Linked DNA regions of Mus musculus: regions 1, 2, 3, 4 and 5 are each linked to region 6. A link is a loop called in an ENCODE intact Hi-C map of the cell type or tissue named here. Cell type or tissue: heart. All regions are shown on one strand. Links, peaks and the distances in the headings refer to the core of each region. The heading gives the core; the rest is flanking DNA. Region 1 overlaps Gm48957 (predicted gene, 48957). Region 2 overlaps Myo10 (myosin X). Region 3 has its middle 72 kb from the start of Gm48957. Region 4 has its middle 85 kb from the start of Myo10. Region 5 overlaps Myo10 (myosin X). Region 6 holds the start of Myo10 (myosin X).

Region 1 (5,239 bases), core at 558-4,557, 180 kb before region 6:
CACCACATGACTCTCGTTCCTTCTAAGATGTCAAACTGTTCCATTCTCTACCTTTCCTAACATTTTCTTCCAGAATGTGTGATGTGCTAAAATAAATCCATTTCTTTTCAGCGGGCTGATAAAAACCCACAGATCTCCAGTGCTAGACAAAGATTGGCAGAGGTAGTTGTCGAGCCAGCCCATCATGTGACTAGAACGCCACAAATATAATGCAGTGAGCAGATAAAAACGCCACAAATAAAATGCACTCAGCCTGAATGAGGTGGGTGAGTCAAGATGTCAGGCGAAAGGCTTGGGGCAGCAAGATGGTGCAGTGGGTCAAGGCACTTGCCACCACCAAGTGTTACAACAAGAGCTCCATCCCTGGCCTGGGACCCACATGTGGAGCAAAAGACCAGATTCCTGCAAGCTCCTCTAACTTTCACCCCCCTCTCTTTCCCTTCCTCCCTGGTATCTCTCTGTCTGTCTCTGTCTCTCTCTCTCTCTGCCCCCCCCCTCTCTCACACACACACACAGAGACACTAATTTTCTAATGTTGGTAGTTGGAAGTAACATTAACTAAGCAAACCATGACTGGCTGTCTTATATCAGGAAATATGAGAAACAGGACCCAGCCAGCCTTCTGTAGCTGCCCAAATAAGTAACTGCAACTTAGTTGCTCAAAGCAACAAAAATGTAACTTCCTCCAGGCCTGGAGGCCATAGGTCAAGGTGTTAGTGCGGCTGTGCTGGGGAAAATGTCTCCTTGCTTCTTATTAGCTCCTGCCTGCCGTCAGCATTTCCAGAAAAGCTGTTAGCATTTCTGGGCTCATGGCCCATCAAGCCAACCTTCTTCACACCATACATATGTCCTTATGAGAGTATCTGCCATGGACATAGGTCCCACACAAGTGATCAGTAATTTCCCCATCTCCAAAGCTTTAACTCATATGTCTGCAAATATGGAAATGTCCATATATGCTGGAGATCAGGTTGGGGACAATTGTTTGGAGGAGGGGTCATCATTCAACTCTCTACATTGCCACGATCCAAAACCAGCAGTAAAAGCTGATGCAGAAGCCCGGGAGGCAAAAGCTGCACGACAGCGGCTGTGTGCGCACACGACAGAAGAATATAAACCCCAAGAGCTGTACTGCGTTGACCATGGCGGACTGTAACCTCCCTGAAACAAGCATGTGAAAGGCCGTCAAGTGTCGGAAAAGCTGAACAAGTATATTTAGGATAAAACCTCATTCTTTTTTATGGGGTTTTGTAGGTAGTCATTCATTCATTCATTCATTCATTCACTTTGCATCCCAGTATCTGCCTCCCTCTCCTCCCAGTCCTCCCCCACCCCCATCACATGGCTCCCTCCCACAGGGACTCCACAGGAAGACCAACAGAATCTTTTTCTTTAAATCTTGAGTGTAAGCATGTCCATGAGCGATGTTTGTGGACATGTGTGCGCATGCTTGTGTGCAGGAGGGAAGCATGTGTAGTTGTGTAAGTCAGAGAAGACTATTCCCGGTGGTGGGCCTTGACCCCTCCCTTCTTTGAGACAGGGTCTCCTCTCATTGTTCTCTGTTGCATACAACAAGAAGCCAATGGGGAAATTCCCCAATGGGACAATTACTGATCACTTGTGTGAGACCTACATCCATGGCAGATACCCTCATAAGGATACATGTATGGTGTGAAGAAGGTTGGCTTGGTGGGCCATGAGCCCAGAAATGCTAACAGCTTCTCAGAGTGTTAGGATCCGTCTGTGAGCTCTTGGGAATCCTCCAGTCTCAGCTTTGCATCCTGCCCTAGAAGCACTGGAATTACAGATAGTCTACTTTTCATGGGCTCTGGGAACCTGCCTCAGCTCCTCACACTTGCAGCAAGCCCTTAGTGCCCTGTGCCTAATTAAACCTTTCACTAGGGGATAACGAGTGTGAGCCTGAGGAAAAGAAGGCTTGCCCAGAAAAGCAATGGACTCCCGTCCAGCAAAGACTCTCAAAAAGAGAACTGCTGACTTTCATTCAAATCACGACAGGTAAATGCACAAATGCCATTATCCTATAAGGGACAAGGTGACATTATCCATTACTGGATCTCAGAGTGTTAGGATCCGGTGTGACATGCATGGAGTCCCAGGTCACCCTATCTACCTTCTGAGACTTGTGCCCTAGCCTGGGGTTGCATGGCTCATACTGTTACTACTCTTACATTCTCAGTGAGCCTCTGATTGTCCTTCGCCTCGCTGCGGTTAATTACTAACTTTGTAACACGGGAAACTCCAGCCAAGCGATTTTATCCCCTTTCCCACTGTAAGTCAATGAATCCGGGAATCTGTAAATTTCCTTCCACGGAGGCTATGGATCTTTCCTATGAGGTCTTGAATGTAGAACACACTCCAACTCTCTGGAGGGATTCATATAAGGCTCTGTGCTTGTGTGGGGGAGGGGGCGATTAACTAAGCCCCCCAGGTTCCAAGGGTCTCAGAAGTCTACCCCATAAGAGCCCTTGACAAGCCAAGGCCAGTAAGGAACAAGGTCTATAACTCAATGTTTCTCTTAGACCATCCCCTTACACAAGAAAACCCCTGAGTTCTGGTTTCAAGGACATGCCTTTAAAGAGACATGTATGTACCATACCAGAGACTCAAGGGTCTCTTCCCAAACACTTGTCCATATAGGTTGTTGGTTCAGGAGAAACTCTTTTTTAATTACGTGGTAAAATGAAAGAAAACAGCTAACATTTTTTTAAAACCCATAAAACTTCCTTTTCTTTTTGGCTTATTTATGAAATATCCACCCCTGTGGTTCTTCATAGTAGCTTCACAACAACTTTTTGGAAGCATGGACGAAAACTGATCAACCAGAACAAGCATGAATATCACAAAATTCCCGCTAGGGGGCGCTGTAGTTTAAAAAGCTCCAGAACAAACTCAAAACCCCTAATTTAGGTAACACCGGTCATTTTATTAACATGCCAAAAAGGAACTGTTTCTGGGGAACGAAATGCTACTGTTTCTCAGACGTAGCACAGCAAAACAATTTCAGAAGGCACTCACGGGAAAATAAATTTTTAAAAAAAAAGTATTTTTCTGGCCGCCGTTGCTAAAAAGTAGCTGACTGAAGCGCTCAGGGTTGGCCCCAAACTAAGGTCAGAGTGTACGTGCCCCGGAAACCCGAACCAGCCCAAGAATGCGCACGAGGCTTCGAGCCCAAAATATCACGAAAAAAAATCCTACTCTGTGCCTCGCTACTCCGCCCTCATCCCACCCCCCCACCCCACTTCTGCTGATACCCAGAAACAAGAAAAAGTAGGCAAGTGGCAGACCCTTGAAAGTGAGAATTTGGAGTGGCAGAGGTTTAATTTCATTATGTGTCGCATGTGCGCTCCCTGAGGAGGACACAGCTTACTTGTGGAAGGCGTCATGTGACAGGGAAAAAAAGGTCAAGCAGACACCTTCCCCTCTAGCTGAAGCAGAGAGATGCGAAGCGAGTGCCAGGGACCAGAACCTCAGACTCTGATCCAGCCCAAAGTGGTTGATTGCTTTTTCATTAGTCATTTTCAAAACATAAATTATTCATTACTCTAAAAATAAAATCCTAGTCTAGGAGTTGAACACCCGAGGGCTTGGGACAAGGCAAAGGGAAGCCAGGACAGAAATTTTGAACAAAGCTCAGCCAGTGTGCGCGTGCGCACTGGGCACCCCGGCCATCGGAAGCATCCTTCACACAGAAAACCCTCACAGTGCCTGGGGCCAAGGGAACCCTTCCGTTCATTTGGTCAGAGCTAAGGATAGGATAGCATTTCAAACTGCGTCAAGATCCCCTTCCCCATCTTGTGTGATGTTCTTTGGAGATGTAATCAAGTTAAAAAGAAGCCATCAGGGAGAGTCCCCGTCCAGAGTGACTGTCATCTTTCTGAGCAGAGGACGTTTAGAGATACAGAGAGACCTGCCATGGAGCAACAAAGGCAGAGACTGGAGTGGCATATCTATAAAACAAAAGACGCCAAGGACTGGTGACAGCCCAGCAGTCAGGAGCAAAGTGCTGACCAGCTATTGCGTGGAAGCCCCTGGAAACGTCCCTTCCCAGGCCTTGATTCCAGACTCCTAACCCTTGGATCTGTGAGAACACAGGGTCCTGTTGTCCAAGTCACCCGGCTTGTGGTATTTGTTCTGGCAGCCTAAGGACACTAACCCCAAAGTCAGAAAGAAGTCGATGGAACAGAGGAACCCTGTGAAGAGACCCTTAATTAATGCAAGGTCCTGGGACATTCTCTCTGTTCTTGTCTCCCCTTTTCTCTGTTTCTTCCCTCTCCCAGTCAACAGTTCTCGGTGATTTCTGCATCCATTTGTGTGACTTAAAAGACCAAAAAGCTACATAGTCTGCCTGGTGTTTTAAACCACTGTGCTCCCGCGAGTCTCAAAGTATTGCGGTAACTTTTTCCTAATCTTAAGTCATTGAGAAGGGAAAGGTAAGAGGGCAGCATTTACACTCTGTATATAGGCCATTGGCAGAGTGGTTCCTTAGCAAGCACGTGACTCCAGGTTCAATATGTTATATAAGAAAAAAATACTGGGGGGTGGGGAGGAAAGGAGGAAAATAGCACATAAAGATAACATCTCTGAGATGCAAAGAAGAGTTGAATTTCCTATCTTAAGTCCTCATCTTACAGAACTCCGAAGAAAGGATTTCCAGCTCCCTCTTTCACTCGGTTACCCTGTATTATTAATTATCACTTATAAGAATAAATAAATGGCTCAGTGGTAGTGGCACACGCCTTTAATCCCAGAACTCTGGAAGCAGAGGCAGACAGATCTCTGAGTTCCAGGCCAGCCTGGTCCACAGAGTGAGTTCCAGAACAGCCAAAACTAGCTACCAAGAAAAACCCTGTCTCAAGATAAATAAATTAATAAATAAAAAGAATGAATAAATGTTCCCAAATGACAGCTCATAAGCAGCTGCCTTTAGGAGATGGTCTGTGCATGGCAGCATGCCTCCTGAGGACTTTGACGGGGGATGGGCGGTAGGCAGATGTAACCATGGTCCCATGAGAGGCAGTGAAGCTGAAAAATTCCTCTGTCTGGTGTTGTTTGTCTATCCTCTTAGGACCACACACCCCATTGGATGGTTCCCAGATCATGGTTCACTTAGTTGCATCACAGTTGCAACCTAGAAGCTGAAGGTTGTATCATATAGCCTGTGTGTGAAGTAGACTGTACCATCCGGGATTGTAGTTATGAATCACGCAGGGACAAAGTC
Region 2 (5,239 bases), core at 452-4,451, 160 kb after region 6:
GCTGCTTAAAGGGACTTCTCAGATAACTGAGGAGGAGCCATTTTGTCTGTCGGGGTGGAACAACGTTCTTGGATGATACAGCCGGGCCGGATCATCTTCTGCACACCAAGCAGAAGCCCCAAGCCCCTCCTCCACCGGGCAAGGGTCTGTTGAGTGCGTGTCCGCTGAGGCAAGGCTCAAAATGGCCTGTGGATTTTGTGGCTTGGCTTGATTGACTCTGTAACCCTTTCTCTGCCCTTTCTTGGGGGTGGGGAAACAGGTGGCTTAATGAACTCCTGGAAGCGCCGCTGGTGTGTCCTGAAGGACGAGACCTTCCTGTGGTTCCGCTCCAAGCAGGAAGCCCTCAAGCAAGGCTGGCTGCACAAGAAAGGCGGGGGCTCCTCCACGCTGTCCCGGAGGAACTGGAAGAAGCGCTGGTTTGTCCTTCGCCAGTCGAAGCTGATGTACTTTGAAAACGATAGCGAGGAGAAGCTCAAGGGCACCGTGGAAGTCCGCACCGCCAAGTATGTTATGGCAGCTCGGCTTCTTGACTAAGCTGATGTGTGCACGCGTGTGTGTATATGGGAGCCGACATCAGTGTAGGGTAGCGTTCCTCAGAAGCCGCCTTTTAGAGGCGGTCTGTCCCTGGGGCTCGGGACTTGCCAAATAGGTTAGGCTGCCTGGCCAGTACACCCTAGGGAATCCTCCTACTTCTGTCTCCGCAGTGCTGGACTTGCTGATACGTGCCAACACACTCAGCTGGTTCTTATTTTCCCTTACCAACTAGCAAGGAAAAGAAGAAGCTATGCAAAAGCACATTGATGGTACAGACAAGTACCGACACAGAAATCCCCTGTGGGGTTACAGCAGGCCACCTGGGGGTGTCTTTTATTGGACTTACAGGAGCAATAGTCTGTACTTAGGGGTGTAATATGGGCGGTTCTCTATTTTGATGGACAGATTTTAGTTATGTAACCTTTGCTGTATACCCTTCCCATAATGCATTGGCTTTTAATTATATATAGGCATAAGCTGTTAAATAGGGGGGGCTTGCTAAGTGTTTACTTACAGGGAACGTGGACTCAAAATAATTTCAGTCCCAGTAGTCTCTTTTAAATCCCCTCTCCCTGGCTGTAACTGGAGTATGATGAACTAGAGACTGTTCTCATTTGGTGGTAGGTAAGGGGAGGGGACATTTATTTCAGTGTTTAGAGTAGGTAGGTATGCATGTGGTTCAAGGCAGGCAGGAGTGTCCTGAGTTACCAAGAGGTTGCTAGAGGCATTATAAGGAGAGGGGTATGTGTAGATAGTAGCACAGGTGAGGTCTCAACGCCAAGTGCAGTTGGGTCTGGTCTACGCGCCTCTTCCCGTCACACCCAGATTTTAAAGTAGGTTCTGCAGCTTGGACCTAGGTCCGAGAGCACCTTGCATATCAATTACTTTACAGACTCAACTATCTCACTAGCCCGAGAGTTCTTGGCTGCAGTAGACTGGTAGAGATACTCAGACAGTCTTGACAGTTCACTTTCACTAGGTTGAGTTGTGAAAGAACTGGAAAGCAAGCCTCAGTCTTGGAATAATTCACTTTATTTTCTTACTTATGCATTTATTTATATGCGGTGGCAATTACACGCAGATGTTCCTTCTCACACAGTAGACAGATAGGCCCTTGAACATACACCCACTGGAAATGTAATGCAGCGCCCGCAGAGGAAGTTGTCTTGAACAAAGCCAGGTATAATGCACACCTCTAAACTCAGCTCCTCCGGAAGGCTTAGGTAGGAGAAGTAAAGTTTGAGGCCAGCCTGGGCTACCGGAGAGTTTGGGGGCAGCCTGACCTATATGATGAGAGCCCATCACAACAAACTGGGAAAAGGGAGGGCAGACGTGGAGGGCCGGCCCCTTCGAGTTCTTCCTCGATCTGGCTGCCATACAGCAGTTGAATGGGGAGCTGGTTGCCAGGCGGGTTTTGAGATGAATTGCTAGCTTCTAGCTGTGATGTGCGTCCTAACCCCTCGCCTGCAATTCCCCCACACTGGAAGAACAGAGCTGCAGTTTGGATACCACACAACCTCTCCAGCCAACAGTCCCATCTAGAAGCAAGGCTCTCGACTGTCAAGGGACCACTGTTTTTGTTAAAATTTAATGTTTTTAGAAATTTGCTGGGGCAAGGGTCAGCTGTTTTTCCCAGTTAGCTAGGTACTGGGCATAAAAATCTGATTGTTTAAGAATAACCTGTACCCCATGCTGCTGAGAACCGGGAAACCACAAATATTTGGAAAGTGGCAAAATGAGCTTTGAGAGATGAAATTAGCCCCAGAAGTCACCAACCGGCCTTAACAATGGAAGATTGTTCTCCATGAGCTAGTGTCAGCAACTTAGGAAAATTCCTAATGGGAATGTGGAAAGGAAAAAGAGGCAAAACAAGGCGTTTGTGTATTTGATTTTTGAACCAATAGCAAGGAACAGACAGCAAACTTTGGGGTCTTTCCAGACTGTCCAATGGGGGTTCACTAGGAGCAAGATTAGATTTGAGGGCGTTTGGGTCTGTAGAGTTCCACAGCACGGCTCCCGAATACGCAGACACAGGCTTGTCCCTGGCTATTGCTGACACAGTGTGGGACAGCAGGGGGGTATTACTGTCGACCTAGATATGGCAGTGTACCGGGTCACGTACAAATGTGAGGAACTGCAGTAGCTGCTATTAGTGTCTGAGGCGAGTCCTAGAGCCTCAGACACCAAGGGACAGCATCATGTCCCTTCTTCTTTGCTATTCACACCCCTCCTTAGTCAGGGTTTCTGTTGCTAGAAAACCCAACTTGGGGGGGGGGGGTTTACTTGGTTTATACTTCCAGACCATAGTCCATCATGGAGGAAGGCAGGACAGGAGCTCAGACAGGGCAGGAACCTGGGGCCAGGAGCCGATGCAGAGGCCATGGAGGGCTGCTGCTTACAAGCTTGTTCAGCCTGCTTTTTTATAGAACCCAGGACCACCAGCTAAGGGATGGAACCAACCACCATGGGCTGGGTCTTCCCCCGTTGATCACTGATTGGGAAAATGCCTTACAGCTGGATCTCATGGAGGCATTTTCTCAACAGAGGCTCCTTCCTCTGTGATGACTCTAGCTTGTGTCAGCTTGACACGCAAAACCATTCAGTGCACACAAGAATAGGGGAAAACAAAATTCACGTCCTTACCTTGCTTCAGTGACTCTCCAGCCATGCAGAGCAACCACTGACCTGTTCTGACCAAGTGCATTTTGCTGAAGCAAGTTGCTGGCATCGTTTCTTGTAAATATGTTAGTATGCTCTTAGGGACGCTTTGGGGAACACAATCCATTCTCACCAGATTGAGAGTGTCACCGCCTACCATAGATTCCTGCCATGTTTCCTACAGTTGCCTCATCGGCGCAGCAGAGACTACTCTGTTGGTTTTCTTGCTTATGTAGACTCTTTCTTTTAATCAGAATCCAGTAAGGCCTGTGCCCAGCCTTTTGATGCTGCAGCACAACATTGTCGCAAGGTGCACACTCAAAAGCTGTACAATAAGAGAAAAAGAAAACCAAGAAAACAAAACAAAACAAACAAAAAAACCCCACAAAACCGCACACTCTTTTCAGTACATCTGGGCCACGTTCCCAGCCATCCTGGGCCATGGGGCCCTGCCCGTGGGTTGGACATGTCTGGTTGACGTAAGATCACACATCTTCAGGCTTATAGATTCCCATCACCTCTGTCCTGTCTTTCATGTGCAGCTGGAGTCAAAGACTCTTTCCCGGGTTTCTAGGCATCACTGGTTACGCGCGACTGCTTGGCTGAGCCTGTTCCTTCCCTTCCCAGTATCTCAGTTTAGGAGTCATTCTTTCTGCTGAGTACTTTGAGTCTGCTGTTGTTGGACTCTCCTATTGCCTAAAGTGTTTCTATAAAGAAAACATTTCCTAATGGTTACCGCCCGTGGTTACCCCGAGGTACTCTTTGTATAGTATAGTCAGGCTGAATGCTTGCCTTCCGTTCGTCCTCTGGTTCCAGGAAATCAGTGGATTTCTTTGCATCATCGGGCACTGACCACTGTTTTTGTTTTCCCAAGTATCTTCCTGCACATGTGGGTTTAACAGGGTATTCCAGGCACTGCAGCTCTGCTGGATTCCCACAGTAGCCCCACATCTGGACCGGCAGAATTCGACAGGCCACGTAATCCTCGATCTGTTTCCTGTCCATGCAGCCATCTCTGAGAGCTTGTTTCCTAACATGACGAGATGCCCTCTGCTCTCTTTAGATCGAGGCTCTCTCAACAGAAGGCCTTGGCTTTATTGTTTTAGTCACCATTTGGGGGAAGTCCTGAACTGGAACCCAGCTATACTGGAGCCCCATCAACAGCACCGCCCTCTTCACTTCAGAGAAGCGTATTCGCTCCTTTAGCCCTGCCTTTGTTTCTGAGCATTTCTGGGATTTTGAGGTTCAGAGCTGTGAGGCTGGTCATGGAGTCTGAAGCCTCCTTTAACATACATGGAGGGTCTGAGTTCTTGAGAGGGAAAGAGCCAGTATTCCTGGGGCTCGTTCTTCTGCCTACGAGGACCTGTGCTGGTTGGGTTTTAGCAACTTGACACAAGCCAGGGTCATTTGGGAAGAGGAAACTTCAACTGAGACAAAGCCTTGATTAGACTGGCCTGCAGGCCACTCCAAGTGGGGGCATTTTCTTGATTTATGCTTGATGTAAGAGAGGCTAGACCACTGTGAGGAGTGTGAGCCCTAAGTAGGTGGCCCTGGGTGACATAAGAAAGCAGGCTAACTGTGCCATTTTGAGGAAGCCAGTAACTACCATCCCTCCATGGCCTCTGCTCCAGTTCCTGCCCTGGCTTCTCCCGGTGATGGACTGTGATCTGGACGTGTAACAAATAACTCTTTCCTCCCTGGGTTGCTTTTGGTCCTGGTGTTTATCCCATCAGTGGAGCGCAAACTAGGGTGGCTTCCATCGTGAGACCCACTAGGCTACCCTCTTCTGTGCAGAGGAGGCACCACAGGCTCCGCCTTTTCCCTAGGGTCTTACTGTTGGTGTGCGAGTGCATGTGCCATGGTTCATTCGTGCAAATCAGAGGGCAACTGTGGAGTCGGCTCTCCCCTTCACCTTTACCCTCATCTCTCTGTCCCCTGATCTTACGGGATTTTCACATTACAATCCATCTGTGTTTAGGTTGTTCCTTTAAAACTCGGATTTTTATTTATGTGTATTTGTGTCGGAAGGGGTTGTTCACATATATGT
Region 3 (5,239 bases), core at 619-4,618, 140 kb before region 6:
CTGGAGGGTCTGACCTGTTGATGCTGTTGATCCCTCCATGGGGCTGCAAACCCCCTCAGCTCCTTCAGTCCCTTCTCCAACTCCTCCATCAGGGATCCCCGTGCTCAGTCCTACATTTTCTGTAGTCACATTTACAAAGTAAAAAAATAAGTGGATAGAAAAGTATTCTAAGAGGATTAAAGTGTGTCTCAATGGCAGAGGAGGTGCTCAGCACATGCAAGACATAGCAATTCATGGGGTTTTAAAATCACTGGGGGGGGGGGCTATATACCTGCTACAGTATGAGTGTGGAGGTCACAGGACAAGCTGTAGTTCTCTCCTTCCACCGTGTGGGTCCCAGAAATCCAGCTCAGATAACCAACTGTGGCGGCCAGTGCTTTTACCTACTAAGAACACTTGCTGCCTCCCCAATAATAATTTTAATAGTATCTCTTATTTTACCCAATGTGCACAGACATATAATCATTTCCATGTACAACCAATACAAAAAAATACATTGACATATTTTATATTATTTCTGTCATTACTTACATCCTTGAAAAAAAAAAAGAAAAGTAAAATCTCTAGCTTGGTATGCGCATTACAGAGATAGCACATCCCCCAAGTCCTGCAGACTCATTCACTACCTGTGGGCAGCCACTCCCATGTCAGAACACTCCTTTAAAAAAACCCACTGATCATAAGGTGCCTTTTGGGATTGATGACAGTGACAAGGCCAAAAGCTGGATATCACTGGTCCTTTAATAAGACTTAATTCACAGGAGTAAATGATACTTATTGCTACTACAAAGTATCAGAACTTCCATGAAAAGTTCCTGAAGGAGATTTATGTGAGAATACATAATATGGCTTCCATCTGAAAAACACTGAATAGACTCTCCTTTAAAAAAACAAAAAAAGCATTACTGAATCTTTGAATTCTTCTAGCAACTTAAAGAACTTAGGGAAAACATGTGCAAGAACGTCCATAGCAGCCAATCACTGGAAGCATTGTAAACGCCTCTCAGAGGGTGAATGGAAAATCCACACCATGAACATCTCAGATAGGTCAGAGGAATTATGGGTAAAAGCAAGTCCATCTCAAAAAGTTGTGACTCCATTTGTACAACACATTCAAAATTAGAGGGGGAAAAATAACTACGTGTGTGATTGTCATGTGCTTAGGCTCGTGGGGAAGCCGGGTGTGTGTACACAGTGGTAGCATGAGAAAGCCTGTGCTAGAGGCACAGTTGTGTACAGACTGTGGTAAAGAGGAGACTAACACGCCTGTGTGATAACATCATACAGAATGCCCCACACTCACAAACACACAGATGAGTGTGTGTCAGGTACTGAAAGCTGAACACGGCTGTCTTAGTTAAGATTTCTACTGCTGTGATGAAACACCGGGACCAAAGCAACATGAGGCAGAAAGACTTCATTTGGCTTACACTTCCACCTGGTCGTCCATTGTTAAAGGAAGTCAGGACAGAAACTCAAGCAGGGCTGGATTCTGGAGGCAGGAGCTGATGCAGAGGCCATAAAAGAGTGCTACTTACTGGCTTGTTCCTCTTGGCTTTCTCAGCCTACTTATAAAACCCAGGACCACCATCCCAGGGATGGCACCACCCACAATGTGCTGGGCCCTCCCACATCAACCACTAATTAAGAAAACGTCCTACAGGCCTGCCAACAGATGGGTCTTATTGAAGCATTTTCTCAACCAAGGCTCCCTCCATTCCAGTGACTCTAGCTTGTATTGAGTTTACATAAAGCTAGCCAGCCCAGCGGTCTCTCACTTACGGTCTCTCTCGGACGGTACTAAAGTCCACATCGTGGCTTTGACTGTATACTGATTATGTAATGCGTGACCACTGAAAGGTCAGGTGAAAGGGAACTGACCTCTCCATCTGCCTTTCCCTTCGGTTTCTTGTAGTTTCCCAGGACTCTGTCATTCTTTCACTTTACAAACAAACCAACAAAAAAGTACATCCCCAAAGAAAAACCCTTTAGAAGTGAGAGCTGCGGAGAAGAGCCAGCCATACAAGAAGCAGCTCCAGTGGGACAGCAAGATCTGGCTTCTCGGGAGGCAAAGGAAAAACAGAACTTGCTCCATCATCTGTCTGTGAGTTCAGGGTCAACGCAGGAGGGTAGGAAGAAACGGATGGACTTGGTCAGAACTAAAGCAGTTCAGATCCGAGGGCCCCAGCCCCAACCCCAGCCCCAGCCCCAGCCCCAGCCCCAGCCCCAGCCCCAGCCCCAGCCCCAGCCCCAGCCCCAGCCCCAGCCCCAGCTCCAGGAGTCTTCTGCCTTCAGGTACACAAAGTGTGTGCCACAGCCTTCGAGAGCCAAGTGGCATACTCACTGTGAGAGGACACAGTGTGCAATTTCAGAACCCCACAGAAAGGCACAGTTAGGGACCTACACACAGGGCCAGCTAGTCGCCTGTTATTAAAACTGCGGCCTACACAGCGTATGTTTCTTTGAGGTATTCAATTCTTTCGGGGCACATGTGAAAACAGTACTATATATGCACTGTTCTTTTCCAAGTGGTAAAACGTGGGTGAAAATCGGTGTAACAGCCACAAGTGTTAGCCTACAGAGAGTGGACCCCTTGGAAGGACACAGGAAATTCAGTTTGTTAAGTTTTGAACTGGCCACCAGAGGGCTTATTCTAGTCTCAGTGAAATAACACAGTGTAATCATGGATTTGAAATTTACAGCATTTTTACAAGGAAGAATGAATTGAAAACCAAGCTCTGGGTTTCTTGCTGTGTCTAATATCTGGCTGAGTCTACAGTTTGTAAAATGTGAAATTGGCTGATCAAACGCCAATACATACTTTAAAGTTATTTTCTTATTTTTAAGTTTGGCTTTCTCCGTGATGGAAACCAGCCACCCCTTAAAAGCACGAACACAATTTCATTTCCCAGTAGGTAAGCGAAGTAGGGCCAAGCACCATCTTAATTTCTGTCAGTTTTATTATTAATATACATATATAGATCCGAATACTGTGCAGGTCAGTAAGAGGTCTGCAGACATTGGCTCTTTATTTATTATTTAAGATAATTCTGTCAGGCTATGAAATGAATTTTCCCAAGCCACCTCTGTCCCCACACCTATCTCTGTTTAGTGGTTTCAGTGCATTTTGTTGTGAGGCTTTAGGGAGAAACTCTCATATTCTTCCTGAGAGGCAACCTAGCTTTAGGGAAAGAAGGGCTGGAGGTCAGAGATGTACCAGTTTGCTTGCCTAGCATGCATGGAGTCCTGGCTTCCAGCTCTACATCTCTAGCACAAAAAAAAACAAAACAAAACAAAAAAAAAAAAACTGGGACGTGGAGGTGCATGGGAGGATCACAAGTTCAAGGCTGTCCTTGACCATAGCCTGGGATACAGATAATCCTGCCTTCAAATTTAAAAAACGAAGAAGGTTTGCAAGTCCTATTTCTGCAGTGCTAACAAGGAAGTGTTGGCTGTGGAGACCTTGCAGAGCAAGGCCTGGGTCTTGTATTCAGCATTGACCAAAGGGCTCTCAATCCTGCCTAGGGTTCTACCTCCATACACTCCACTCCTAAAGCACAGGTCTCAACTCTCTATTATTTTATTACACATGATAGACAAGAGAGCTAAGCACAGGAACAAGTCAGTCACAAACTGCCATTAGTTCCCTGACCCACTGTGATGGTTTGTATATTCTTGGACCATGGAGTGGCACCATTTGGAGGTGTGGCCTTGTTGGAATAGGTGTGACCTGGTTGGAATGGGTGTGTCACTGTGGGCGTGGGCATAAGATCCTCACCCTAGTTGCCTGGAAGTCAGTCTTCCACTAGCAGCCTTTGGATGAAGACATAGAACTCTCAGCTCCTCCTGCGCCATGCCTGGCTGGATACTGCCATGCTCCCACCTTGATGATAATAGACTGAACCTCTGAACCTGTAAGCCAGCCCCAATTAAATGTTGTTTCTTATAAGGCTTGCCTTGGTCATGGTGTCTGTTCACAGCAGTAAAACCCTAAGACACCCACTGACCAATTTATAGATTTTCTCGATTCCCAGATGGCACCTAGGATCTTGTTTTACTAATATCATCTGCCTCTCTGTTTCTGACTATCTCTCTGACTCTGTCTCTCTGTCTCTCTGTCTCTCTGCCTCTCTCTCTCTCTCTCTCTCCCTCTCTCTTTCTCTCTCTCTCTGTTTTGTTGTGTTTCAGACAGGGTCACACACAATCCTGAATTCATTGTATAATACAAGATGGCCTTAAATTCTCTTGACTCTTCCACCTCTCCTGGCTCCTTGCCGGTAGGTCCAGGAGAGAGGAGAGAGGTCCCAGTTCTGCCAGGGTCTCTCCAGGGCTGAGCAGGATGGTGAGTGTTTCAGCCCAAAAGAAACACACCGAGCTGGGAGTCTTGTTAAAGCAGGAACTCAACTCTATGGCATCAGCCTCTCACTTATATAAGTTAAGAACATAGGGAGAATTTTTGGTGGGGTAAGATGATGTAGGAGGCAGGGAAGGGTGATGGAGGGTATGGAATGAGTGACAGGGCCAATGGCAAAGCTTTATATCAGCAATGGCAGGGCAGAGGCAAAGCCAAACAGGTCTTGCTGAGTCATCCAATATGGAAGTGACTGAGACAGATCTCAAAACTCCAGGCTTAGGCTTTGCCACAAGGCCACAGAAACTGGAGCCAGGCTCAGGTTTGTCCTCAAGGCCCAAACCAGGGCCAAAATGGGGCCTAACACACCTTGGTTTCCTAAATCCTCCCGAACTCCTGGGTTTACAAAGGTGTATTACCAAACCCAGTTAAAGCCCAAAGTTTGCTGGTAGATTCAATGGGAAGAGGGTTTGTCTGGAAATAATCACAGTGATCTATACAGTGCAGCCAATGGGCCATCGTCTCAGCAGACAAAGCTCGGCTGGAAGAGTGGAATGTACATCTCATCCAGCCATGGACCTAATCCTCAGCACTGCATAAGTGGGGGTAATGGCCAAGCCTGTAATCTCAGCACTTCAGAAGTGGAGGGTCATTCTTGGCTACCTGGTGAGCTGGAGATCAGCCAGCGATACAGGAGCATCTGCATAAATATGATTTATCAATGAATATTGATGACCTATAATTTGTTAGAAAGAAACTAGAACTAACAGGTCCTTGACATAGAGTGAGCCGTGTGAGAAAGTTGCAATAAATGCAACTACATGTGCCTCTTTGTCGCCTGCTCTGGAGATGACAAAGCAGAGGACAAAATCACTTGGAGATGGGGCA
Region 4 (5,239 bases), core at 502-4,501, 87 kb before region 6:
ATATCTCCTGGTTCCCTGGCTCCTGTCGAAGCTACCACCCCCACAGCCCCCAGCAGGAGAGGTGTGTGTCTATCAGTCATGCAGTCAATGTCCCAAGCTTCTGGCATTCTGGCTAGACTCCATCTTCACAGTTACCTGACTATAGCCAGGTATGCTCCTCCCTACCGTTACCTGATAGCCCAGCCCACTATAACAGGGGCTGCTTGGTCCCTCCTCACTCTCTTTAAGCTCTCACCTGTCTTACTCTCTATTCCTCCTTCTCTCTTTCCCTTCCCCCTCTCTCCACGTGGCCAGGGCCAGCCTTTCTCTTTGTACCTTCTCTCTCTCTCTGGCTTTCTACAATAAAGCTCTAAAATCATAGACTGTCTTTGCTCATCAAGGCCGTGCTTGAACGATGGGATAGGCTTTCCCCTAATGAGCCATGTCTAACCTCCTGCCGGAAGGCCTTCTGCACTTCAGCTATGGACAGAACCAAGAACTCTTGCCTGTGTGAGAACCATCTAGCGCCCCCCCCCCTTGCCTCTCCTCCCTTTGGCCCAGTTGCTGACTGAGCTGCCCCTGGGGCCCCCATTCTGTTCGCAGCTCTTCTGAGGTGTCCAGCATGAGATGCCCAAGTCTGAGAACCTGGTACCTAGGACTGCCCCTTGTCCACCACCCACTGAGCTTGGGTTTAGTGGCTTCACACAGCCAGACACCCATCATGGGGCTGCATGGAAAGCAGGCAGCAGTTCTTCCACATCTGCCCACCCAGAGCACCAGAACTCTGGTGAGATGTGGGTTTTCTCCCACTCCTTCTTTCCCCAACACCCACTTCCCTATAACCCTGACCTGAGAACTACAGAGAGCCTCATAGAATACTCAAGGCAAACCGACTAAACAGTGCTCCCTAGACCTATCAGAGCCGACAGCCACTGAAAGACTTGATCATTGTTTGTCATGGCTTGTTATACTAAATCATAGGGACTCTTATGTTTTTTTAAGTCTTTCTATTTTGGTGTGGTTTTTCAGAAACAGGGTCCCATTTTGTAACCCAGCATGGTCTTCAACTCACGCAATCCTCCTGCCTCAACCTCCTGAGTGCTGGGTGCGAGCCATCATAAACAGCCTTCTTTGCCAATCCCCTTAAGTATAGATCACACCTAATTTTCTATTACAGGATTTAATATATCCTGAAGAGCATCATGTCTGTGGGTCGATGGTCTCCAGATTCCCTCTCTCTTAATTTTAAAAGCTAAAATACACCACAGTTCCAGTCCTGAGGCGTTCCTCTCTTGCTCATGTGCTCTGAGTGAAAGGTGTCTGAAAACCAAAGAGCCTTCACAATCTAGCTCAGTGTTTGTGCACCAGGAAAACATTCCTAAATGTTTTTAATCAATAGCACACTTAAAAAAAATCCAAGTGTCAATCAAGAGTCAAAAGAGGTACCATTCAGTTCTCTATACAATGACTATTATACAACTTTGAAAATAAATGTACTATATTATGCACAACTACACTAACTGCTTTCAAAAGCATTGTTGAGTGGAAAAATTAACTCACCCAGTGTGACTCCACATGGCTTTCTGACACAGACAAAGCAGTGTAACAAACCACAAGAGAGCAGGGTAGGATCAACACAAAACCCAGGCCAGTGCTTCAGTGCTTATCTGGTGGGATTAGAAGTGAGGGGCGATGCTCAGATGGGCAGGCGGAGCATCAGAGGAGCAACCGCTATTGTTTTGTGCATACTCTATTGGACTTTATTGCTCTGTAATTGATCCTGCATTAAATGGAGTCTGCGCTTCAGGAGTGCTAAAAATACACAGACGCCTTGGTCAGCAAAAAGTTTCAGAATTGGCAAGATACATGAGACAAAGGATTCCTGGAACCTCCTCTGGGGTGCTGCCAGAGAGCATGTAGAAGCTTCGCCTTGGTTGTCACGTGGTTGGCAGCCCAGTCGGACCACCCCCAATGAGAGGAAGGCCAGAGAAGCAAGCCGCACAGGCCTGGCTCCTACCTTCAGTATACCTTCTCCTTTGGCATCAAAAACTCCCCGAGAAAAGGAGCGGGAGTTTATATTCATCCCCTGGGCAGACAAGAATGAAAGAAACCACAGTGCCCACTCATCATATCACAAAGCAACCTTCTTAGACATTCCGTGGACACTGCAGCGCAGAAGTAAGCCTTGCTGAGCCGTCTAGTCTATCTCAGAGAGCCTGTGAACAGGAGCATGTGCAGAGCTTCCGGGCGGTAGAGAAGGTTAGCTGTCCCAGACTCAAGGATTCTCTCTCTCCTGACAATTCAACCAGATGGATTCCAAGTGCTCCAGTCCCCACTGTCGTGACTTCTAAGTAAAGCCACAACAGTACTGTCTACCAAAATAGTTACATTATTTATTACTCCGCACGGAAGCGGTTGGTCCTCCGGGGTACCTCTCCACCGCTGCCTTGGTGACATCTTCTGGCAAAACAAGAACTGTTTCTGTGACTTCTGGTTTGCTGTGTTTGTTTTGTTTTGTTTCTTACTACAATGCATGGGTCTTTCTTGGTGCAGTTTGTACAGGTCGCACGTCTGCCATCCTTGAAGGGGGGGGGGGGTTCCTAAACAAACACGTACAGCACAGGCTGGTCCGCCTCACACCAATGCCACCATCTTGAAATACACCTCTGTGATAGATTCACTGAAGAGCACAGATCACTTCCCAGCAAAGCCGGAGCTTTCCCTGCCTGCTTCCTCCCGACTTCTGCCTTTCGCTCTTCGCTCTTCGAATGGAGCAGGACTTCTGCTTCACCACAGTACAGGGCAGCAGAGTTCCCTGGGGTCCTATGAAGTAAAAATAAATTTTAAAAATTATTCAAAGAAAAAAAGAAAACAGTTCCCGCACCCACCCCCCACCCCCCAGGCAGTGGGTCCGTTTGCTTTGCTGTCTTCGAACTCGCCTAGAGTCAGACTTATGTAGTAGCACTTGACTGTTGATTACCTTGCCCAGGTCCTGGAAGCTGAGCTTCCAGGATTCTCCTTCTCAGAGGAGAAACATCACCCCAGCCACCTAAGCATACTGTATGGCAAAGTATGCGTACGTGTGTATACAAGTGTTTTCTTTTTCACTTCTTTCGGGGTTTCTGTCTCCCTGCTAGGCAACACAAGGTCAGCCTAGTTGAGGGTTTTCCATCCTACGAAAGATGTGTGGGAACTTCACAGCAATCTGCAAGGATCTCTGGAGACAGATGAAAGCCCTGTGACCCTCAAGTTCTTCATGGAACTGTCACCACGGTCCCTTTTTTTCTGGCTCAGTACAGGGACAAGGAAATGTGCCTTGCTTCATCTCTTCTAAACCGAGACTTTGGGGACTATGAAATGTTACTCTCTCTCCTATTCAAGACTTAGCCAAATATTACTACTGCATTTAATTAATCTAATCTAAACTAAACTCAAATCCAGGGCTGGACAATACAACCTACACTACCCACAAAAATGGTGTTTAGAGCACACACACACATAAACACATACATTCAATACAGAGACATACACTCACACATATATACACAGACACACAAAAACACATACATACACATTCACACACACATACGTATAGGCACATACACACACATATACACACATATACATGCACATATAGGGACATACAAATACACACAAACACATATACACATTCACACACACATACACGACATATAGACAAATTTACACACACACATATATATATATACATGCACATATAGAGACATACACACACACAGAAACACATACATACACATATAGACACATACACATTCATGCATACAGAGACACATGCATACACTCATAAACATACCTATATATACACACATATACATACACACCTACACATACATACATACACACACACGTATACTCACATACACACACATGCACACATGTGCACATACACACCCCATTTAATTCTTTCTGCAGCCTTTTTTGTGTTTGTTTGTTTGTTTGTTTGTTTGTTTTAAAACAGGGTTTCTCTGTGTAGCCTTGACTGTCCTGGAACTCACTCTGTAGACCAGGCTAGCCTTGAGCTCAAAAATCCACCTGTCTCTGCCTCCCAAGTGCTGGGATTAAAGGTGTGCACCACCACTGCCCGGCTTCTACAGCTTTTTCTGCTCATTATTCCTTGTATCTAGTTCAGAACTGCAGACATTCCACACAAATTAATTTCATTTCAGCTGAATTTCTTCTAAATTCTTAACGCTATTGCCACTGACAACATATTGCATGTACCACTTTCTAGAAATGATCAGCTCAAGTGAGAGAAGGTGCATCAGCAGACTGTTTAAGGAGATATAACCAGCGTAACTGGGTCAATATCATCTTGCCCACTTAACTTCTGCTGTCATAAAAGTCTCCAGCATACACAGGACTTTTAATTTAATGAACTTGCCCTTGTAACGGAAAAAGATGGGAGCATAGAATTCTAAATGCACCAGTGGTTCCTATAAGGAGCAAAAGGTGAGTATCAGATTTCAAAGGAGGGTGACAGGAGTGGCTCGGCCTCTTCCCAGCCCAGCCTTGTAGGTGGGATTGCAGAGAGAGAGATTTTCACAAGGGTGTTCCTTACATTAGGAAATTCCAGAGGTTTTTCTCAACGTGGGAATCACTACTAATACTAACGAGGGGGACAGATGCTAGTCTCTGCATCAGTTCACTATAATGTGGCCATTGAGTAAATCTGCTGTTCTGAACAGCAGCTGGTTCCAGGTTGCTGAGAATCTGCCTGTCTTGAACCCAAAAGCATAAACACTCCCTCCAACTGGCCTTGTCACCATGTTCCAGCTGACACCTGAGAAGCCTCCCGGCATGAAGAACTAAGTGGAGTGGTTCTCGAAGCTCGCCCCGCTTTCTCAGTAAAGCATGCTCAGTGTAACACCATACGTGTACGTAGTTCACACAGATATGTCCGTGTCACATGCAACGCCTGGATTTAAAGGAAAGACCTCAGTCAAGACTGTTTATGAAATCAATCTGCTTGTGCCAATCTCACAGAAAAACTGTGTAAGCAGCTCTCAAGGAAGCTGCGGAAGAACAATGAAGCTAAGGTTCCTTTGAGGCGACAACTGGCCCCGCTTACTTGAACATTTCCTATCTTTGTTTGAGGACAGCACAGTACCAGGAGGGTCCAGATAAGGATATCCATGGTACTGACAGGAGACGGTCTAATCAAAAATCACTTCTGGGAATCCAAAAGATGCCTGCTCGACAGTGCATAACACTTGATCCTGAG
Region 5 (5,239 bases), core at 366-4,365, 93 kb after region 6:
TTATCTTGCATTATTCTTCTGGCCATTTCACAGATGAAGCACTGTCAATCTGTCTATTCAGTGGCTCTTTGATATTTGAAATATTTTACGTATTTTAGGATGTTAGTCACAATGCTTGAATGTTTTGAGCAAGACTTCTTTTTTCTGTGCTGTAGAAGAAATCTACTATATACATAGAAATCACTTTAGTTAACAATATCCTGATTTTAAGAAATATTTTTAAGAGTCTTTTTTTTTTTTAATAATGGGAATGCCCGTTAAGCAAGTAGTTTTTAACGCATAGGTCAGGACCTCTTTTGGAGTGGGAGTGGGGTCACAGGACCCTTTCACAGAGGTTGCCTAAGACCATCAGAAAACATGGGTATTTACATTATAGTTCATAACAGTAGCAAAATTACAGTTACAAAGTAGCAATGAAAATAATTGTATGGTGGGGGGAGGGGGTCACCACACTATGAGGAATTGTTTTAGAGGGTTGTAGCATTGGGAAGGTTGAGAACCGCTATCCTAAAGTTTACCTATGAGTTAGGTGGAGAGAGAAAGCTTGCTGTGCATGCCTTAAGAGAATGGTACAAGGGCATGTTTATTTAAATTAACTGTGTTAGATATCACATGCCTGTTGGAGCCAAGTCTAACTTGTCTGTATACTTTTCTGTCTTGAGTTAATTTTGAGGCAGGATTTTACTGTGTAGCTCACATTTCTCTCAAACAGCATTTCTTCTTCCTGAGCCTCCAGGATCACCCAGTTCTTACTTACTCGGAAAATAAAGTAACCGGAGCCCCCACCGTGACAACCCTTCCCACCTAGAATGGCATTTTAAAAAGACCTGGAGTACATTTTTATATGCTTCTTACATGTTAATTATTAATGAATGCAAATTGGCCCACTGCATATATCCTATTGGAGCCTGTTGTTTGCTCTGAGAGGCTGTGGCAGGAGTGGCGAGTCCGGTCTGGATGATGTCCAACACAGATGTGATGAAGTGTTGAGGTTTCCATGGAATATCCAAGCTCTTCATTCACGTGTCCCTCCAGGCACCCACTCATGGGACATGACAGTGACTGAGGAGTGACAGGCCACAGAACTGCCACTGTGAATGATCTTGACAGCTGTTTTACAAGGCTTTCTAGCCCCAACTTGTGACAAAATAATTCTATTATTTGAAGAGGGAAGGAAATGGGAAGAACAGTTTGGTTGGGGGGGAGGGCAGTATATGAATACCCACAGGACTTCAAGTTCTGTGACAGTACGACACAGGGACAGATGGAGAGTGCCGTCTGTCATTTTTGGACCCCAAGCCAATCAAGCTTGCCAACACTGTAGCCCCGAGTCACACAGACAGACCTGGTCAGACACCCAACCAGGTAATCGGAGGACAGTTCCCAGGTGGTGGAGACTGACTGGATCTGAGGCGAGCAGGCTGTACCCGCCCCCCATCCTCTCCCCAGATTGGAGAGACTCTTCCTGTGGGGGAGGGGTACCAGTGGAGGTCCTACCGCAGACCCCAGGCTAGGGAGAGCATGCCCAAAGATGGCTGAGATGAGTTCTTACTGCCCAATATATCAGTGAACAATACACTGCCAGGCATGAAGGCATGGGACCCTTTTGCAGCCTGTGATGTGAGCATGCTCTAATGACCGACCATCGCAGGAACCATACCGTTTTCATACAGCAGGATCCGGCCGTTGTACTTGTGGGAGGTTCCCCTGCTTTTTCTCTTTTGAACAAATAGACATGACATGTACATGGATGGATGAACTGATTTCCCCTCCCCCAAAGCCCGGGGAGAGATGGACTTTGTTCTCTTCTCGGTCACTGTAGCAACGCTAAAGCTAACGTGAGGCTGCAGAAGTAGCTTGTCAGTGTGTTAAGTGGATCAAACAGGGATCATGATAATTGAGAGTCCGTCCAAGTGAGGATACCCACTGTGGATAAGCAATAGCGTGCCTAATAAGGGAACTTGACTTGTGACTCAAACATCATGTAAGATTGCTGGTTTGTTTTGCTTTTGTAAGTCAGGCTCTACGCATGTAGCTCAGGCTGGCCTGGAACTCAGGATACATATATCTATCTCAGTCTACTGAATGCTGGGATAAAAACGTGCTACCAGCTGAGTGATGGTTGTGCATACCTTTAATCCTAGCACTTGGGAGGCAAAGGCAGGTGAGTCTCTTGAGTTGATGAGGCCAGCCTGGTCTACAGAGCAAGTACCAGGACAGCCAGGGCTACACAGAGAAACCCTGTGTTGAACAACTAAAAAAGGGAAAGTAACTTTACGTAGCTAAATGAATCCACAAGAGTCTTTGTGAATGGATTTGTGGCCCAGGCACGGTGACTTTTAATCCTAGTATTCTTGGAGACAGGGTCAAGTATCTCAGAGTTAGAGTTTGAGGGTAGTCTGTTTTACCAGGGCCATCCAGTGCTATGTAGTGAGACCCCATTCAAAAGCAAAAGAATTGACTCGTCACTAGAATGTGGGGTGGGGTGGTTTTGTATTTGAAACCCAGTCTCACTCTGTAGCCTTGGCCTGCCTCTGCTTCTCCAGTGTTGGGCAGTGACACCACGCAGGCCGTTTGGTTCAATAGAACTTACCAGCAGATTTGTTTTTCTTTGTTTTGTTTTTTACTTTTTCTTTACTCCTCCCCTTCTGTTCCCTCTCCTCCCCTTCCCTGCCCTGCTATCTCCCTGTCCCGTCTCTCCCATTTCTTTAAAGAAAGTATTGGAATTAAGAAAACAAGAGCTAGGTTGCTAGATACAAGGATCTGTTTGGTTTCCTTGGGCCTAATCTGCCCCCTGGTGGATGCTGTGTGTCTTGCTAGTCTCACAATGGTCTCTCGCCTTCTTGGCATTAAAATCACAGAATATTCTCTTTCTAGCCCTCCACATTATCAAGTAAATTTTAAAACAAGTAGTTTAGCCTTGGCTGAGATCCCCAGCTGGGCATGGCAATGCCGGGCCTTTAGGGTTCCATTGTGTACTGTTTCAAGGTTGTTCTGCTCTGAAACTCTGTTTTTAAAAAAAAATTAAAATTTTTAAAATGTATGTGTATGAGTCTGTATGTTTGAGATCTACCACTGTGTGTGTGTGTGTGTGTGTGTGTGTGTGTGTGTGTGTGTGGAGAGATTAGCTTGTTGTGGTCTTTTTGAATGTGAGTGAACTCTCGAGATGCAGTGTAGTGTCAGGTGACAGAAGTCACAGCAAATGTACCTGTAGGAGCTGCTGACTCCTGGTCATGGTTTAGGTGTTGAGGGAACCTTCAAGCCGTTAAGTAGAGTGAGATTCTCCCTGGGAGTTAGCAGAACAGGGCAAGTCATGAGAGCAGGGGATGGAACAGGAGACCCACACTGACTGGCCGACTCCGTGCTACCTTTGCCGGGGTCGAAGGAGGAGCTTCCTTCTCAGACTGACCCAGACAGACTGGAGTTTCCTGCTTTCAGGAAAACCTCGTCAGACCTGCGGTTCATGTGCTTCCTCAAGGCTTCAGTTTGACTGTGCAGCACTTGGCTTGAGTGACTCCATTTTTGTATAATCTAGTCCTTCCTTCAGGGCCCAGTACAGAGCTCAGTCTAAAAAAATAAAATAAAATAAAATAAAATAAAGTAAAAAATAAAAAAAAAAACATGGGGGCTGGTGAGATGGCTCAGTGGGTAAGAGCACCCGACTGCTCTTCCGAAGGTCCAGAGTTCAAATCCCAGCAACCACATGGTGGCTCACAACCATCCGTAACGAGATCTGGCGCCCTCTTCTGGAGTGTCTGAAGACAGCTACAATGTACTTACATATAATAAATAAATAAATCTAAAAAAAAAAAAAAAAAAAAAAAAAAACAAAACATAACTTTTGTCCTGGGTAAAAAGCTAAGGCTAACTTGTCTGTGTGGCTTCACACCAGGACAATATGTGGTAGGCGGCCAGCCTTAACTAACTGTCAACCAAAGGATGAGTAAATCAGAGGAAGTGCTCAGGGTCTTTGCTTGCTTTGTGTTTGGAGTTGTCAAAAATGGAGCCACTTCTTAACTGGGCCTTTTATATTATGGGATGGTATAAAAGTAACTGGGTTTTTGATCTTTGTTTTTTTTTTTTTTAATTTATTATATGTAAGTACACTGTAGCTGATTTCAGACTCATCAGAAGAGGGCGTCAGATCTCATTACGGATGGTTGTGGGCCACCATGTGGTTGCTGAGATTTGAACTCAGAACCTTCAGAAGAGCAGTCAGTGTTCTTAACCATTGAGCCATTTCACCAGCCCTCTTTGTTTCTTGAAGTGTGTCTTGCTGGGTACTGAGCCAGAGTTGGGTGTTTGGTTAGACAGAGAACATGTGACAGAGGGCATGGTCTGTGACTTACAGTCAGAAGCAGGAGAAGGACATGTGTATGGGTGAGGACTGTCTGGAATGGGACCAAAATCTGTGGAGAAAGGCTCACTACCGAAGCCATGATGTGAGGACTGTTTTAACTTGCTAAGACCTTTGGACATGGGCAGGAGAGATGGCTCAGTGGTTAAGAGCACTGACTGCTCTTCCAGAGGTCCTGAGTTCAATTCCCATCAACCACATGGTGGCTCACAACCATCTGTAATGCCCTCTTCTGGTGTACTCATATAAATAAAATAAATCTTTAAAAAATAAAAATAAAAACCCTTTGGACATAATCTTTTAGACCCTAGAGATGCTCCTTTAGTTAGCTATCAACTAGGAAATGATAGAAATTAGGTTTGATCTGATTTTTATGTTAAGAAAAATGTGTTGTTTTGGAATTTGATGCATAGAGGGCATGCTTGATCAGCAGAGGCAAACAGAAAGGCAAAGAGCCTATGTCCTAGGTTTGGTGATTGGCTCACCGGTGTCTCAGCTTCTCAGCCCTGTCCAGCGCCTGCAGCAAAACCACCCCAGCGAGAAACAGATTGGAGGGGTGCGGTTGAGTAGGAAATGTATTCACAAGCAGGAAGGTGGAACGTAAGGACCAGACATCATCTTAGACATGATGGATCTAGAACACTGCCAGGTAGCTCCCATCTGTCCTGCTAACAGCCCAAGCATCCCCGTGCATGGAGAGTCAGTGCATGCTAGCACCATCTCCTGCTGGTACTCGCCTGCCTCCTTCCTGATTAAAGAGCACATTGCTCCCAGTTCTTTTGAGCCTCACTGCCCTGACACTTTGATTTCGTTTTATGATAATTAGGCATAATCACTCAAAAGTCTCCAGCTGTTACGTGTTTGGGGAGGAGAAGGCATGCA
Region 6 (5,239 bases), core at 531-4,530:
GCTGTGTGGTTCCGGAGTGAGTCTGACAACACCCAGCCGGTTGGTTCAAAGGGTTCATAGATCCAGTACTTGGGTGACCTGATCTTGCTAAACTGCTACAGAAGGAAACTCCTTCTGAGCTGTTGGGAGTTCTTTCTGCAGTGGGCCAAGCACCAGCTTTGGAGGGCCCTCTGGACTCCTGTTAGGAAAGCAGACTTAGGAATCCCAGTCCGTGTTACAGGATCCCCAGATTCCTGGCCACAATAAAGCTGGAGTTGTCTCGGTGAGAATCAGGACTGACTCCTGGTGAACCGAGAGCAATTACCCATCTCTCTCGCATCTGCTCTACTTCCTTTACGTCCAGAAAAAGAGGTTACAGTTACAAGTGCTATAGGACACGTCCCCTTCCAGTATACAAAACATTTCCCTGTGGCTATCAAAAAACCCACTTGGAGCAGAGAAACTCAACAAGGAAAAGCAGCTTTCAAAAGTTCAGATTCCTGTTTTCCGCTTCCTGTCCTGGGATCGCACGATAGAGTCGCAATGATGAGATCCACGTGGAGCAGGTTCTTGGGGTGTCTAACATTCACCGCCGTGGGGCCCCTCCTCTTCAGTCCCGGGTAACTTTCTAGTATCTACGATCAGAGGGAAGAGTCAAGTCATCTAATAGCGCCTAGGCCGGTGGCAAGAAGACCCAGGAGAAGCACACTGCTCTATGGATTCAGAGTGGATCTAGGCGGTAGCTGGGACTCCGCGCACCCGCCGCTCTCAGGGAAAGCACAGGGCAGGGCTCCGAGGGGCGGGGCCGCGCATCCGGTGGGCGTGGTTTGGGTGGTAGCTGGGAGAGGGCGCGGCATGTAGGAAGCCCGAGCAGGCTGTGGGCGGGGCTATAATGGGCGTGACCAGGAGTCGAGTAGGCGGGGTTTGGGTATATTTGAGAGCAGACGCTCAGTCTCCGCAGGTTGGAGGAGTTTCTGGGGGCGGGGCCAGGTCCGTAGGAGGCGTGGCTTTACTCGTGGAGGCGTGGTTATATATTGGGGGCTGGGATTGAGGGCGGGGCGGACCGAGCACAAGGGTAAGCGAGACCGGAGAGCTGGTGAGAGCCGGCCGCGCCTGGGGCGGGAGAGCTCACCGTTGTTGGTTTGCTGGTGATCCGAAGTCGTCCACCCCACCCCCGCTGGGACCGAGCGCCCCCGGCGGAGCTCCAAGGGAGGCAGGCGCGTCGCCAGCCCCTTGCCGGCCCTCCCCCAGCTCGGGAAGAATGTGCCACCAGCTGTTCTCCTCCCGGGAGCACTTCGCCCAGAAGTGAGGAACTTGGAGGAAGGAGAGACAAAGGCTGTGGTTGGGACAGAGGAGGTCCGAGACGCGGACAAAAGGTGCGGAGGAGCAGCAGCGACCGGGGGATGGCAGAGCGGCGGCTCCGCGGGCTGGAGTCGCCCCGAGGCGCACCGTGACACGCGTGGCTTCCCGGGACCTGCCGCTGCGCTGACTTCCGCGACTGGAGCCGTGCCGGGAAGGTGCGGGCGCCGGAACAATGGACAGCTTCTTTCCCGAGGTGAGTGAGTGGCGGGGAGGACCTGGCTGAGACCGGGACCCGGACCGGCACACCGAGCGCGCCCCAGCGCCTGCGCGTCCCCAGGAGGGGAAACTTTGTGGGAATCTCCTGAAACCCCACTCCCTCCGCCGGCCCCGAGTCTCGGATGAGTAAGCCTAGGCAGGTTTGAGTTTGTCCTGCGCTCGCATGTCCCCGGGCGTGGGTGGCTAGCTGACACTCCGCGCCAGGTGAGTCCCCGGGCGCCGGGTGGGGGAGAGCTGCGGACCGGACGGCTCGGGTGCAGGAAACGCGGTAAAAGGCGCAGCCGGGAGGTGCCTTGCTCCAAGAAAGGTCTGGGACTTCCTTTGCTGAACGTGCGGGCTTCCTGTGGCTTCCAGAGGAGCCGGCTAACGAAGTGTGAGCCGGCCGGCTGGGTCCTCGGTCACTGCTTGCCCTGCCTCATTGGGCTTTCAAGTCTGGGGTCCTTACTTTACTAGTACTGCTCAGGTCGGGTTTGCAGATAATTCCAGAGTACGAGACCGAATGATCTTGTTTTTAATGCCATTTTTTTTGGCAGATCTTGAATTCGAGTTTAAATAAAATTTGTTTAGGGCAAACAATGGTTATTTTAGAAGATGAAACCGATGCCCGCTTTAGGGTCTTTGAGGGCGGGACACCACAGTTACTTGAGACGGGACTTGAAAGTTCCCTTTTCCCCCAGGGATGGAGAGCCGCTCTGGTTTCTTGGCCCCGATTCCTTTCTTGGTTGTGTTTATTTAATAAATTCTGTTTAAGTTTTGAGGTTTGAAGTGGCTCAGAGTAAACTTAGCTGACTTTGAGAGAGGCTGATGAGATTTTTTGCTGAAAAGTCAGGGTGAGGTTTTTGTGAATCCAGGACAGTCTTGGAATCTTCCAGCAAATCAGAGTGGTGAGAATTTGCCTGTGCTTTGGCTAGCTTGCTTTGTCAGAGTTAATTGGCTATAGTGTTTCAAGGTCTGACGTTCACTTACTGTACTCTCAGACAGCTACTTATAATGGCCACAGTGATGTATTGTATAATGTTCGAATTGACTTTTACCAAAGTGTTTGTCTCTGTCACCCTGAAAGGCATCCTGGAAAGACATTAACCATCCATTACTTAAAAGAAGGGAAATATATAGAAAATAGAGACCTCAGAAATATATAGAAACTAGAGACTCCTTAATGGCTTTTTAAATTCGTGGGTGTTTGTTTCCTACCTGTATGAAGGCAGCAGGACTTTTGAGTTGGTCTACAACAGTAAATTACCGCTAGGCTGGGTTTTTAGTTGCTTTTATCTATAAGAAGAATGAGGTTTTGTCTCTAGGGAAAATAGTTCTTGACTTGGTGATCTTTTAGAAAACTTGTGTGTGGTTGTTGAAGGGCCACCAGTCTCCCTAAGCCTGAAGACCAAAGTCTCCCCTTGGGTAGAACTCTGCCCCCTAGTGTTAGTGGCGGAAACTTAACCCTAGCACTAACCCCTCTAAGTTATGGGACTATTCAGTAATTCCAAAAACTCCTTTTCACCTGTGTTTCTCTGTGAGGAGATCTCCGTGATTGGAATAACAGTGAAGTTGTCTTTACTGGTTGCCTATTTTCATTTTTCCTCTTTCTAGTGAAGAATCTTAACCCAAAGATTAGTAAGTTACCAGCCCAAGGTTGAAGAATGTGTTACTGGAGGCCTAGCCTTTCCCCTTTGATGCCGGTGGCTGGTATTTCTGGGATATACATATACATATACATATACATATACATATACATACATACACATATATACACATACACACACACACACATATATATATATATTGCTTTTAATTTGCTGGCATGTTTATGTTAACATCATGATTTCTAGTGTTTATGTTATCATAGTGATTTCTAGTCAGCTGTCAGCATTCTGCCCTCCACGTAGCGGCGGGGCAGGTGAAAAAGCTAAACAGTGATGTAGTGATGGGAGACACACACCTGACATAGAGCCTTTTACCTTAATGTCTGAGAACACCGTCAGTTGTCCTGAGAAGGTTTATCCAGTTAGACTGGAAAGCGCTGGAATCACATGGTGTCCAAGGGCAACTAGCTTCTAGGGACTGATTGGTATCCAGGAGCAAGCTAGCTTCTAGGCCTTCCTTAACACTAAGCAGTGTTCTGCTCTTTGTTAACTTTTCTCTGTGATTTAGAGATAACGACCTGTTGCTTGTTAGCCAACAATTTGAAACTCATGCTAACAACTAAAAAAGAAATTAACCGAGTGAGGCCTTACATGTGTGAGTCAGATAACAAGGAAGTAGGAGACACTTGTGATTCTGTGTGGCTGCTGCGTAGACCACCTTTGTCATTGGGGGCCAGGTACCTCTTTGCTGGAGGGGCTGTCTACGCCCATAGCACAGAGAGCAACATCTCTGACCTTCACTCACTCAAGACATGTACCCTTCCCCTCAACTTTCAACACCCAGAATGTGTGCAGATGTTACTGAAGTCACTACAGCCACAAAACAACTCCCAGCTGAGCTGCCCTGAGAGAAGCAGTTGCCTCATGGTCCTAATTCCTGTGTGTGCGCTTCTTGTCTGCACTTGCCTGGTTTAACTGGGATCAGACATCCTGTTAGGGGCCAGTGGCCAGGGAAGCTTGCAGGGCTTGTGCCAATCAGCTGACACTGCTGCCTTTAAAATTCGCTCCAGGATTGGCGAAAGGGAGTGTGCCAAACTCCCCAGTCAGGTTTCAGTTTCTTCATGGCCTTCATTAAGTTTTTATGACTTCTCTTGAGTTAATTGTGTGTGCTCATGCGTAGGAAAGCTTGTGTTTTCTGCATTTCTTGTGACATTGTTATTAAAGAGTTGACTTCAGGCAGAAACTAGGTTTAGGTATGTCTGTAACCAGAAGCAATTATGTACAATAAAACACACACACACACACACACACACACACAGAGTGAGAGAGAGAGAGAGAGAGAGGGAGGGAGGGAGAGAGAGAGAGAGAGAGAGAGAGAATAGCAAAGGTTCCGCTGCAGAAATGACAAGACTGTTGTGCAAAATCGTTGAGGTTTTAAGTGGGCTCTGTGTTCCCATCCCCAGAGCCAAGGGCCTGTGGTTGTGTCTGGAATACAGTGGGGCGCCAAGCATTTCCAAAGAGCTCAGCTCTGCTTTTTATTTTAGGCAGAGGTGTGGCATAATGGCTCTCTGAGTAGCAGACCTTTCAGGGATTAACAACCACATAAATGGACACGTTCATGTCCATACTAAATCTATGGAGGTTGCATATACATAAATGTAAGTGTAGAAAGCGGATCGTAATGTTTCAGGAGGCAGCTTGTTAGTGAACATATGGTAGATAAGCCTCTTTCTCAGAGTCTGGTTCAGTCTGGCTTACAATGTAGCCCTAATGATGTTCCGAGGAGGGCTGCAGGTGTAAGTTAGTGGTAAAGGTCTGGAGTTAAAGACTCAAAACCACACGCGCAAACACACACAGACACACTACACAGAGACACACAAACATACATACACACTGTACATAGATATACAAACACATATACACCACATACACACCACACGCACATATACAAACACATACACATCACACACTCACAAACACATACCACACACAAACACACCACACAGATACAAACACAGACATACATAACACACACAAACACATACACCACACATATACAAACACAGAAAGACACACCATACACACAAACATATAACACA

The links. A loop is a pair of places that touch in the nucleus more often than their neighbours do. Peaks named below come from ENCODE experiments on the same cell type or tissue, not always from the same donor. Only the 100,000 strongest peaks of a DNase experiment are listed, where the experiment ranks them.
Region 1: a loop joins it to region 6, with 7 times the contacts of the local background. A loop is called at or near these places in 24 of 42 quality-filtered maps.
Region 2: it touches region 6 in a loop (2.8-fold over the local background); 2 of 42 quality-filtered maps call a loop at or near these places.
Region 3: it touches region 6 in a loop (11-fold over the local background); 7 of 42 quality-filtered maps call a loop at or near these places.
Region 4: it touches region 6 in a loop (2.0-fold over the local background); 4 of 42 quality-filtered maps call a loop at or near these places.
Region 5: a loop joins it to region 6, with 2.8 times the contacts of the local background. A loop is called at or near these places in 16 of 42 quality-filtered maps.

The regions. Positions count from the first base shown.
Region 1 is chr15:25,438,291-25,443,529 of GRCm38, forward strand. The region is part of intron 1 of Gm48957 (predicted gene, 48957); the gene reads left to right. Among named protein-coding and RNA genes, the nearest start is that of Gm48957, 27 kb to the left of the region's middle. In heart, for the core only: a CTCF peak has its summit at 2,871 (motif pointing right); DNase peaks (open chromatin) are centred at 3,161 and 3,401; H3K4me3 peaks cover 800 bases; H3K27me3 peaks cover 1,553 bases.
Region 2 is chr15:25,785,544-25,790,782 of GRCm38, forward strand. It overlaps Myo10 (myosin X), which reads left to right. Exons shown (of 41, transcript NM_019472.2): 27 at 260-503. Among named protein-coding and RNA genes, the nearest start is that of Retreg1, 55 kb to the right of the region's middle. In heart, for the core only: no CTCF peak of the experiment used is centred there; no DNase peak of the experiment used is centred there.
Region 3 is chr15:25,483,744-25,488,982 of GRCm38, forward strand. No RefSeq gene overlaps it. Among named protein-coding and RNA genes, the nearest start is that of Gm48957, 72 kb to the left of the region's middle. In heart, for the core only: a CTCF peak has its summit at 2,636 (motif pointing right); no DNase peak of the experiment used is centred there.
Region 4 is chr15:25,534,745-25,539,983 of GRCm38, forward strand. No RefSeq gene overlaps it. Among named protein-coding and RNA genes, the nearest start is that of Myo10, 85 kb to the right of the region's middle. In heart, for the core only: no CTCF peak of the experiment used is centred there; no DNase peak of the experiment used is centred there.
Region 5 is chr15:25,714,424-25,719,662 of GRCm38, forward strand. All of the region lies in intron 4 of Myo10 (myosin X), which reads left to right. Among named protein-coding and RNA genes, the nearest start is that of Myo10, 94 kb to the left of the region's middle. In heart, for the core only: CTCF peaks have their summits at 2,803 (motif pointing left) and 3,874; no DNase peak of the experiment used is centred there.
Region 6 is chr15:25,621,497-25,626,735 of GRCm38, forward strand. Myo10 (myosin X) reads left to right here and starts at 1,054. Exons shown (of 41, transcript NM_019472.2): 1 at 1,054-1,534. The coding sequence starts at 1,514. In heart, for the core only: CTCF peaks have their summits at 1,178 and 2,974 (motif pointing left); DNase peaks (open chromatin) are centred at 925, 1,725 and 4,145; H3K4me3 peaks cover 2,477 bases; H3K27ac peaks cover 1,473 bases.